Regions from separate parts of the Homo sapiens genome. Here region 1 is linked to region 2. A link is an interaction called in ENCODE POLR2A ChIA-PET data of the cell type or tissue named here. Cell type or tissue: PC-3. All regions are shown on one strand. Links, peaks and the distances in the headings refer to the core of each region. The heading gives the core; the rest is flanking DNA.

Region 1 (4,407 bases), core at 128-4,127, 93 kb before region 2:
GCATTATTTCAGCGAATGTTCACAACTTTCCAGGGTAAGAGTTACATATCTCTATTGCAAGGATAAAGAAACTTGGGCACAGTGGGTTTAAATAAGCAGCTCAAGGTTGTCTGCCTAGTAAGATTCAGAGCAGGGCAATCATTATATAGATTCTTGGAAAAAATGCACTGAATATGTGAATTAGGATTTGAGCTGAGGCTGCTGCAAGCAAGGCTACAGTGCTGGTATCACTGTGAGACTGCAGGGCATCACCAAGGACCCAGGAGGGGAACTTCCTTAGATGTGCCCTCAATATAGCCTTCCTAACTTGGAGCTGGCAGGCTTGTCTTCTCATAATTGAGTCCGCAGATACTTACTGAGCATCTACACTGTGCCAAGCATCCAGAATGTGGCAAGCACAATAGGGTTCCCTGTTCTTGAGGAGCTTATGCTCAAGTTGAGAGAGGCAGACAATAAACACATAAACAAATAAGATCACTTCAGGCCTAGATAAATGCTGCAGAGTTGCTTAAAGAGGGTTACTGGATGGGACCATGTGAGAAGAACTACTTTAGCCAGGGATGAAGAGCTCTCTGAGAAAGGGATCTGAAAGGTGAGAAGAAGGCAGTGTGGGGAAAATATGAGGCAGTGTGGGGAAAATATGAGACAGACAGAAGGAGGAGCAAATGCAAAGACTCTGACACATTAGGACCTTGTCATGTTTGCAGGAAAAGGCTCGGTTATTGGCCATTCTCTCACTGTTACTTGAAGACTAAAAAGCATGGCCATGCTTCAGTGATTGTCTGAATTTCAGTGCCCCTGCACAAACTACTTGGTGGGGAAAATAGAATAAAGTGATCTTCCTTCTGTTTTTCTTTTCTCTCTTCCGCCCTGTAAATGTTTATGTCAGTAAGTCAGTAAGGAGCCACACACATGCCCAAACCTTCAGCATTTTGAAGAATTAATTTGCTTAGGGAAGAATATGAACTTACAGCATGTCTTGTAGAGAATATCTGTTGATAATATACATAATAGTCACACATCAAACAAACTAGTATTAGGGAGAATCCTTTCATTAACACAATCTAGAGAGTTTATCTTTGAACACTAGGAATAGGTTAGAAAACTCAAGAAAAAGTAAAATCACTTTCATGAGTTTTGATACAATCATCATATATTTCCCACAGAGTGGACTCTCCTTGTTCTAATCACATGATCCTTTGGGACAGGTGTTGTGAGGAGGACACCTCAGAATAAGGGGTATCATGCCATGACACTGTTTTTTTTTTTCTCGGAGCTTTTTCTGACATTGATTTGAGATTGGTTTTCATTAGTTTATGTAATATTTTAAATGAAAATAATGTGCATGCATTTCATGGTTATTACAGTATAAATAGGACAACTATTAGCTAAAAGCCTGAATTAACCTTTGCAAAGTGGCCCAACAAAGCTTCCTCCTGAGACAAAACCTCTGGCATCGCTGTCTCACATATCTACACTTATTTAATAAACATTTATCAAGTACACCCAAAAAGTGCCAAATTCTATGAAAGGTAAATAAAAAGCAGATAAATCATTGTTTCTACCCTTGAGAAACTTGTATTTCATTGGGGATAAATATTTGAAAGAGCTAAAGAACAAAGCTAGAGCAATTCAGAAAAAATAATAGGTAACTAAGATTTGCACAGAGCATCATAGATCATTTTCATATGCCTTTCTTTGTTTCACTTGCACAATGGTCTTTTGAGATAGTTACTGATATTATCCCCATTTCCCAGATGAAGAAACTGAAGCTTAGAGAGGTAAAATACACAAAACAACTAGTAAAGGCCAGGAGCAGGCACTGTAGTAGTTAAGAGCAAGGGCTCTGGGGTTAGACAGACTGAATTAGTTTTACAAACTTGGGTAAGTTTTTTACCCTCAGGCTCAGTTTCCCCATTTTAAAGGATAATAATGGTATTCACTTTCTCCACTGTTGTATTGAATGAGAAATCTATTGAAGATGCCTAGCACAGGGCTGGGACCACAGCATCCACTCAGTGAATGCAGCCCTTGTTATGAGGAAGTGGCAGAGCCAAGACTGGATTCCAGCATCTCTGCTGTCCAAACACAAGACCCTGCATGTCATGTGGACCCTAGCACTCTCTGCTTAGCTTAAAAATGTGGCTCAACCACTTACAAGCATGACCATGGGCAAGTTCCTTAATGGCTCTGTGTCTCTGTTTCCTCATTTGGGAAATGGGGATGATACACTTGCTACCTCACAGGCTATGTAAAGATAGAGTGCTTTACTACACATAGAGCACTTAGAACAGTGCTTGGCCACATTAAGCTCCCTAAAGAACTTTACCATCAAGGATCAAAGATGCAGGTGGGGTGTGTTTAGGAAGGCTTCTTTCAGGCAGAGCTTGTCACTTATATCCTGATGGAACAAATGCCAACAGGAATTGAATCGGCACACCCTGCTGATCATTACCCTTACACAGTCGGGGGAGGCATCATGGCTAGATTTTGAAAAGCTACCTCCACCACCTCTCTTGCACCTGTCAAAGCTGCAGGGGCTGCTCAGCAACACATGAGAAATCCAATTTGCAATAAAATCATTTTTTCCAAATACATCTGTCTACACTTGAAAGCAGCAAAACACATTTGAGAATTTGCAATCCTGCATAGAGGATATGAACTTGTCAACTTGTTCTGTCAACAGGCTTGATGTCTGAGCATTGTTGTCATCACAGAACCGCTTGTTATCTGCCAAGCTTGATTGTTTCCCTTTCAAGTGGGAATTGGAAGGTTCTCTAACAGGAGAAGAAAGCTTTACAAGCCCTGGATATAATGCAAAGCCACAGCCCTTGACTTTGTAAAGTGGAAGGTTTAGTCTCTGTGTGCTCTTAGCTACGTTTTGCTCCATGGCCCTGAGAACCTTCCCCTTTTCCCTCTTCCCCTCCCCTTCACTTTTTATTCCCTTTCTCCCCTTCTATGAACCAGCATCTCTAATGGGGGCAGGAATAGGTCAGCTTTGTTTGCCACTCTGGAAACATTCATTAAATAAAGTTACCATTTAGACTTTGTTTATCAGGTGCTTACTACATACATGACCTTGTTTAGTCCTCAAACAAGCCCTTAGAGGATTTGAACATGGCTTACTTGATGAGACAGCCAGGAATTTGAAGCATGATACTTCCTCTGAGTATGTGCAAAGAGTTTGTCTTTCTTGCCTGTCAGTCAAGGGAACTTTGGTTTTTGCCATAGGGGACTGTATTTTAATTGTATTACTTACATTTTTGACAATTAAAAAGGGTGAAACATAAGAAAGTTGTAGATTAAATTTAAAAAGATGAGGAAATAATCCTAGCTCCAGAAATTAAATTAGTTGAATCTTGTTGAGTTTATAAGTGTCATTCCAATAGGTTTCATTAAAATCCAACTAGGAAAGCAGAAGTGAACAGATCTCTAGCTTTGGAGTCAGATTCCATGTGGGGCCAAATTCTGATTCCATACATGGCCTTGGGCAAGTAATTTACTATCTTTAAGAGAGAGCAAGCCTGGTGGCTCATGCCTTTAATCCCAGCACTTTGGGAAGCCAAGGCAAGAGGATGGCTTGAGCCCAGGAGTTCAGGCCAGCCTGGATAACATAATAAGACCCTATCTCTTTAAAAACACACACACACAAAACTCTCTCTCTCTCTTTCTCTCAAAGCCCCTTGATTTTCTTGACTATAAAACAGGAATGATAATACCTCAATTATAGAGTGGTCAGCTAACATATATAAAGCACTTGGTTCACGGTTAGTACTAAATTAGTCTATATTTTCCTCTCTTTAAGTTGTACCTCTCTTTAGCAGATATAGAAGGAGGAGTTTCTCAGCAACTTGAAGAAACACAACATAATGCAGTTTTATTATAAAAGAAACAACAGTCTTGCCATGTCCTCCCCAGACAAGTTTTAAAAAAACCTATTAAAAAATTGAGACAGAGGAGACTAGGAAGGCAAAAATATATATATTTAATAGTGACATTCTGCCATTAAGAAACGTGATTTTTGGCTGTCATTATAGCCTTTTTCAGTTTTGGTGGGAAACATTGCCAAATAAGAAAAAATTCCATATATGGCCTTGGGCAAGTGAAATGAATAGAATTTTTCAACTTCTTAGAGGAAGCTCCTTTGACATGCAGTATAATTGCCAGAGGAAGTGAGTGCATGTTTTGAATACTGGTAATGACCCTAGTAGAACCAGGTCAGACCTAAAGAAAGCAATTTGAGCTTCGATCAGTTTGCTCCAGAGGATTCTAGTTTCTTGTTCAACTGATGGTGTTTAGTGCTAAGGTGGACTATTTATCGTAGCAAATAAATGATGCAGATTCAGGCATTTTTTGTTGCTTTGTTAGAAATAAACTGGCCATACTCACAAACCATTTGTTGGTATC
Region 2 (4,407 bases), core at 172-4,171:
ACAGCTGCCCTCTGCTCACTGCACCATCTGCTTTGCAGCTGGGACAACACCAGGGGCTGCACAGACAATTAACTTACTGCTGCAGAGGGCCACTCATGAGCCAGGTGCTGAACCACCTTTAACCCAAAAAGCAACCCAATTGTCCCAGAGGATGGATTAATGCCAATCCCTAATCTATTTAAGATGATTTGGGCAGCAAAATCTTGAGATAAAATGTTTATTTTTTTTATTTTAAGGGACCAGATCATTAAGAGAAAACTTTTGTCTTTGAATTTCATTTCTTTATCTACAATTATCTGATGGTACAAGATTTCATATTTAGATAAGTTAGTACCAGTAGCATAAATAAAAGAGCTGGTTATAGATTCCTGAACTCTTGATCACAAAGAGCATTAGGAAGGTCAATGAGGATTGTGGCAAAAGTCATATGCATAAAAATCCAATGGGTAGTTCTCTTTACATTTTAGAATCTATAAAGGACTCTGTTCACTAAAAGTGTAATTATCGGTAAATGAACTGTAGCAAATCGGTATTTTTATCTACTTAATAGCAACTCAAAATTCAGGTGTTACTGTTACTTTGAGTTAGGGCAAAATAGTAACCTATAATTTTTTAAAAAATGCAACCAAGACATTATAAAACTAAATCTCAAAGTTCATCATTAAAAGGCAAATTAATAAAAACTGAATTAGGCCACATGAAAGAGGGATTTCTTATTGTAAAATGAGCCAAAGCAAGTCATTAAATTGACAAACAGGATGAATATCTGATTCTGAAAACCAGAGCCAGTTTGATAACAATTACTACATTACTACATAGGAAAGCTCTTGACTAGGCATATAAAATGGAAGAAGGGCCAAGATGAAGAGTTTCCAGAATTGGGGGCAAATTAAAACCTTAGTAAGTCCTTATATTTGCATACTTCTTCACTGAATAGTCCACTGCTATTGACAGCTGCTTGAAGTTACTTAATCTAATATACTCTCTAGAACATTTTCTAAAACCTTTTTAGTAATCTTTGGGTGGTCTTGGAAGGGCAACATTGCTTGAAGGAAGCAGTTCCTAACTGAAGCTTTGACTTTCTAGAGCCAGATGGGGCATATGAGAAACTCAGTGCACAGAAGGAAGACTCTGCCTGTGTTCAGCACAGCCTCTTCAACACTCTTGCTGCCTGCCTGCCCTCGGGTGGATCTGCAGAGCAGGGACCAGTTGAGGGCTGGGCAGGCTTACTGCTCAGTGCTGGGGATCCAGTGCTACATCAGATATACATAGTCTCAGATCAAGTCAGTAGACATTAGGATGAAAGAAAGGGGAACTAGAATAATTTCCAGTTATTCTCCTATTTTCCCATACTCACTGTTTTAGGTTTGGGGCTGCAGGAAGGGAAAGGAGGGGAAAAGAAATAGAACTGAAAGAGAAAGGGAAGAAAGAATATAGAAACGAAAAATGAAATAAACACAACTTAGAAGTAATAATGGCTAATACATCTTGAGAATTTACTCAAAACCATGCTGTTTTGTTTACACACACATGCAAAACATATGTACATGTTAATATATATATTATATATTACACATTTATACAACATAGATATATTTAACATTTTTTTAAGGATGATAAATACTAAAAACACTATGAGCAGTGGTTTACTGGTAAAAGTTTAACAACCAGCTCTCAAAAAAAAAAAAAAAAGCCTGATTTGTAGTGTTTGCCAATTTCCACCATTGCTAGTTTCAAGTTACCAACCTGATGTCACTGAACATGGGAGCTGGGCCAAGATTCACAACAGCCCAGTAAGTAGCTCACCATTATATGCTATTTGCACTACACACATACAACAGATATAAATAACCCCCAAAACATAGATAACAGTAAAATATAGTCAAATAATTAGGAAATAAGTTTTGACTATTTATTGCCTTTAATTTGATATAATTTAGTAAATTGTATAATAATTTAAATTTTTTAAAATTCCTGAAAATTTAACAATTGGTTTTTGCAAATAGTAATAACCCCTCATACCACTGCCTATAAAATAAGTACTATTATTATCCCCATTTTACATTAAAAGGAAACTGTGGACAAGAGAAGTTTAGGAATTTGCCTAAGATACCATAATTTGTGAATGGTGGAGCTGGGATAACAAACTCAGGCTCCAAAGCTGTTCTGCTACTCTGATGGAGAAGTACAGACTTAAAACAGGTCCTAGTGACTGAATTCAACTCTGTTTACATTCTAATTACTAGTTGTGGCTATTCTGGTGAAGCGGGTAGCTTTACGGAGAGGTGGATGATTCTCTAGCCTGGATGGGTAGAATGCTGGTTAGAGACCCTACCAAGCTAAAAAGGACTGGTGCCTCTCTCCATGTGTCCCAGGAGGAAGCTGCATCTGAACTCAAGCTCAATACGCAGAATCTTATTGAAAATACTTTGTGGAGAACACCAATGTCAATTTACTTTTCTTCTTAAATTAAAGTTATCATAAGATGTCATTTCTGGCTAAGATGAGTGAATTGAATGAAACTTTTTAGTCATTGGGCTGAATCCATATTTTCTCCAGAATCCCCATAGAGATTTCTGAGTGGGTCATAATTCTAAATGAGAAAGACACAATATTCAGGGGAAAAAATGTTATCATTCAAACAAAGTGTTATCTATGAGAGTTAACTGGTCATAACTATCACTAACACTACACTGACAAATAGCAAATTACTTTCTGTCATGACTTTTAGCAATTTTCATTTTATGTATGTATTTTGAAATAACTATTATTTGAAAATTTAGAACAGAATAATATATATCCTATACATCCTATAAATTAATTCATCCTATATGAATTAATTTTATGTTTATAACCTATAGTTTTGGGCTGCATATTTAGAAATTCAAGCAAGTAAAACAATCCATATTCATTTTTGACAAAAAATGAAAATCATTTCAAAAGTCATTTAAAGCAACTAAATGTATAAAAACATTAATTGCTTGGAAGCTAATTCATTTGGGTTATGAATTTACAAAGGTTGTGCTTCCTGTGGCCTCCATGGTAACAATAATAAAACAAGTTAATAGAATTAAATTTACATTCAATCAGTTTCAAAGATTAAAAAGTTGATGGATATACTGGAATGTAATTTTTAATAACCAAGTAAACCAATTACCAAATTCAGTGCTAGACACATGTGTACTTCACAGCAAAAAAATAAAAATAATGTTTTAATCTATTTCAAATATCACTGAAGAATTCATTAATACATCTGCTTAATAAACCTATACAACCTCATTAATTTTCTTGTTCAGTTTTTCCTGGAGCCAATTCTATGAATGAATGCTGGCCACACTGATCACGAGTTCACTGCCTGCCAGAAGTGGAGTCCAGGTCATGCTAAAGACAGTGGGAAATAGGAATCAGAGGAGAGCTTGAAAAGATAGTGGTGGAACTCTTACTATAGGATTTGGGAAGTAATTTCAGCAGAGTCAGGAAAATCTGAACCCCTGTTTCAGCTACTACATGTCCATTTTCCATCTTTCATGCCTATACACAACTCTTGTCAGCCCCTAAGTCCCTCAGAGCAATGTAACATTTGAGACCTGTCAGTAAAAGACTTCAGGATAATATACTCTAAAGGTTCAAAGATTAAGAGTGGTAGCAGGGCATGGATGTGGCTTGAAAATCCTGCAGCCCCAAACCCAAATGACTTCCACATAAGGAAGATATGAGAGTTGCCTAAGGAACCTCTTCCATAGGACAACTACCACAGGCTTGGCAAGAACTGCTAGATGTCCAACAGAACGTTTTCCTTTACCTCCTGGCCACATAGCTAAACAACATTTAACTGCCTCCCTTGCACATGACTGAGTTATGACCAATAGAATGAGGACAGAACCATGTCAGCCATTTCCAGGCCTGGAAGTTTCATAAAAACTTCCTATGTGATTCTTCTTCTTCTTAGACCCCATTCGCCAGCTGGATGCAGAGGATCCAGCAGCAAACTCTGATATTCTTAGCAGATGGGCTCTATTACCCCATCTTTTTTTTTTATACTTTAAGTTCTAGAGTACATGTGCACAACGTGCAGGTTTGTTACATATGTATACATGTGCCATGTTGGTGTGCTGCACCCATTAACTCGTCATTTACATTAGGTATATCTCCTAATGCTATCCCTCCCCCCTCCCCTCCACCCTACAACAGACCCCTGTGTTCAAGTGTTCTCCAAGTGTTCTCATTGTTTAATTCCCACCTATGAGTGAGAACATGCGGTGTTTGGTTTTTTGTCCTTGCGATAGTTTGCTGAGAATGATGGTTTCCAGCTTCATCCATGTCCCTAAAAAGGACATGAACTCATCATTTTTTATGGCAGCATAGTATTCCATGGTGTATATGTGCCACATTTTCTTAATCCAGTCT

Evidence for each region. Peaks named below come from ENCODE experiments on the same cell type or tissue, not always from the same donor. Only the 100,000 strongest peaks of a DNase experiment are listed, where the experiment ranks them.
Region 1: POLR2A ChIA-PET joins it to region 2 with 5 read pairs; 2 of 35 experiments call an interaction of 5 or more read pairs at or near these places.

What each region holds. Positions count from the first base shown.
Region 1 is chr14:51,117,136-51,121,542 of GRCh38, forward strand. No RefSeq gene overlaps it. Among named protein-coding and RNA genes, the nearest start is that of TRIM9, 24 kb to the left of the region's middle. In PC-3, for the core only: no CTCF peak of the experiment used is centred there; no DNase peak of the experiment used is centred there; H3K27me3 peaks cover 1,042 bases.
Region 2 is chr14:51,209,601-51,214,007 of GRCh38, forward strand. No RefSeq gene overlaps it. Among named protein-coding and RNA genes, the nearest start is that of TMX1, 28 kb to the right of the region's middle. In PC-3, for the core only: no CTCF peak of the experiment used is centred there; a DNase peak (open chromatin) is centred at 1,761.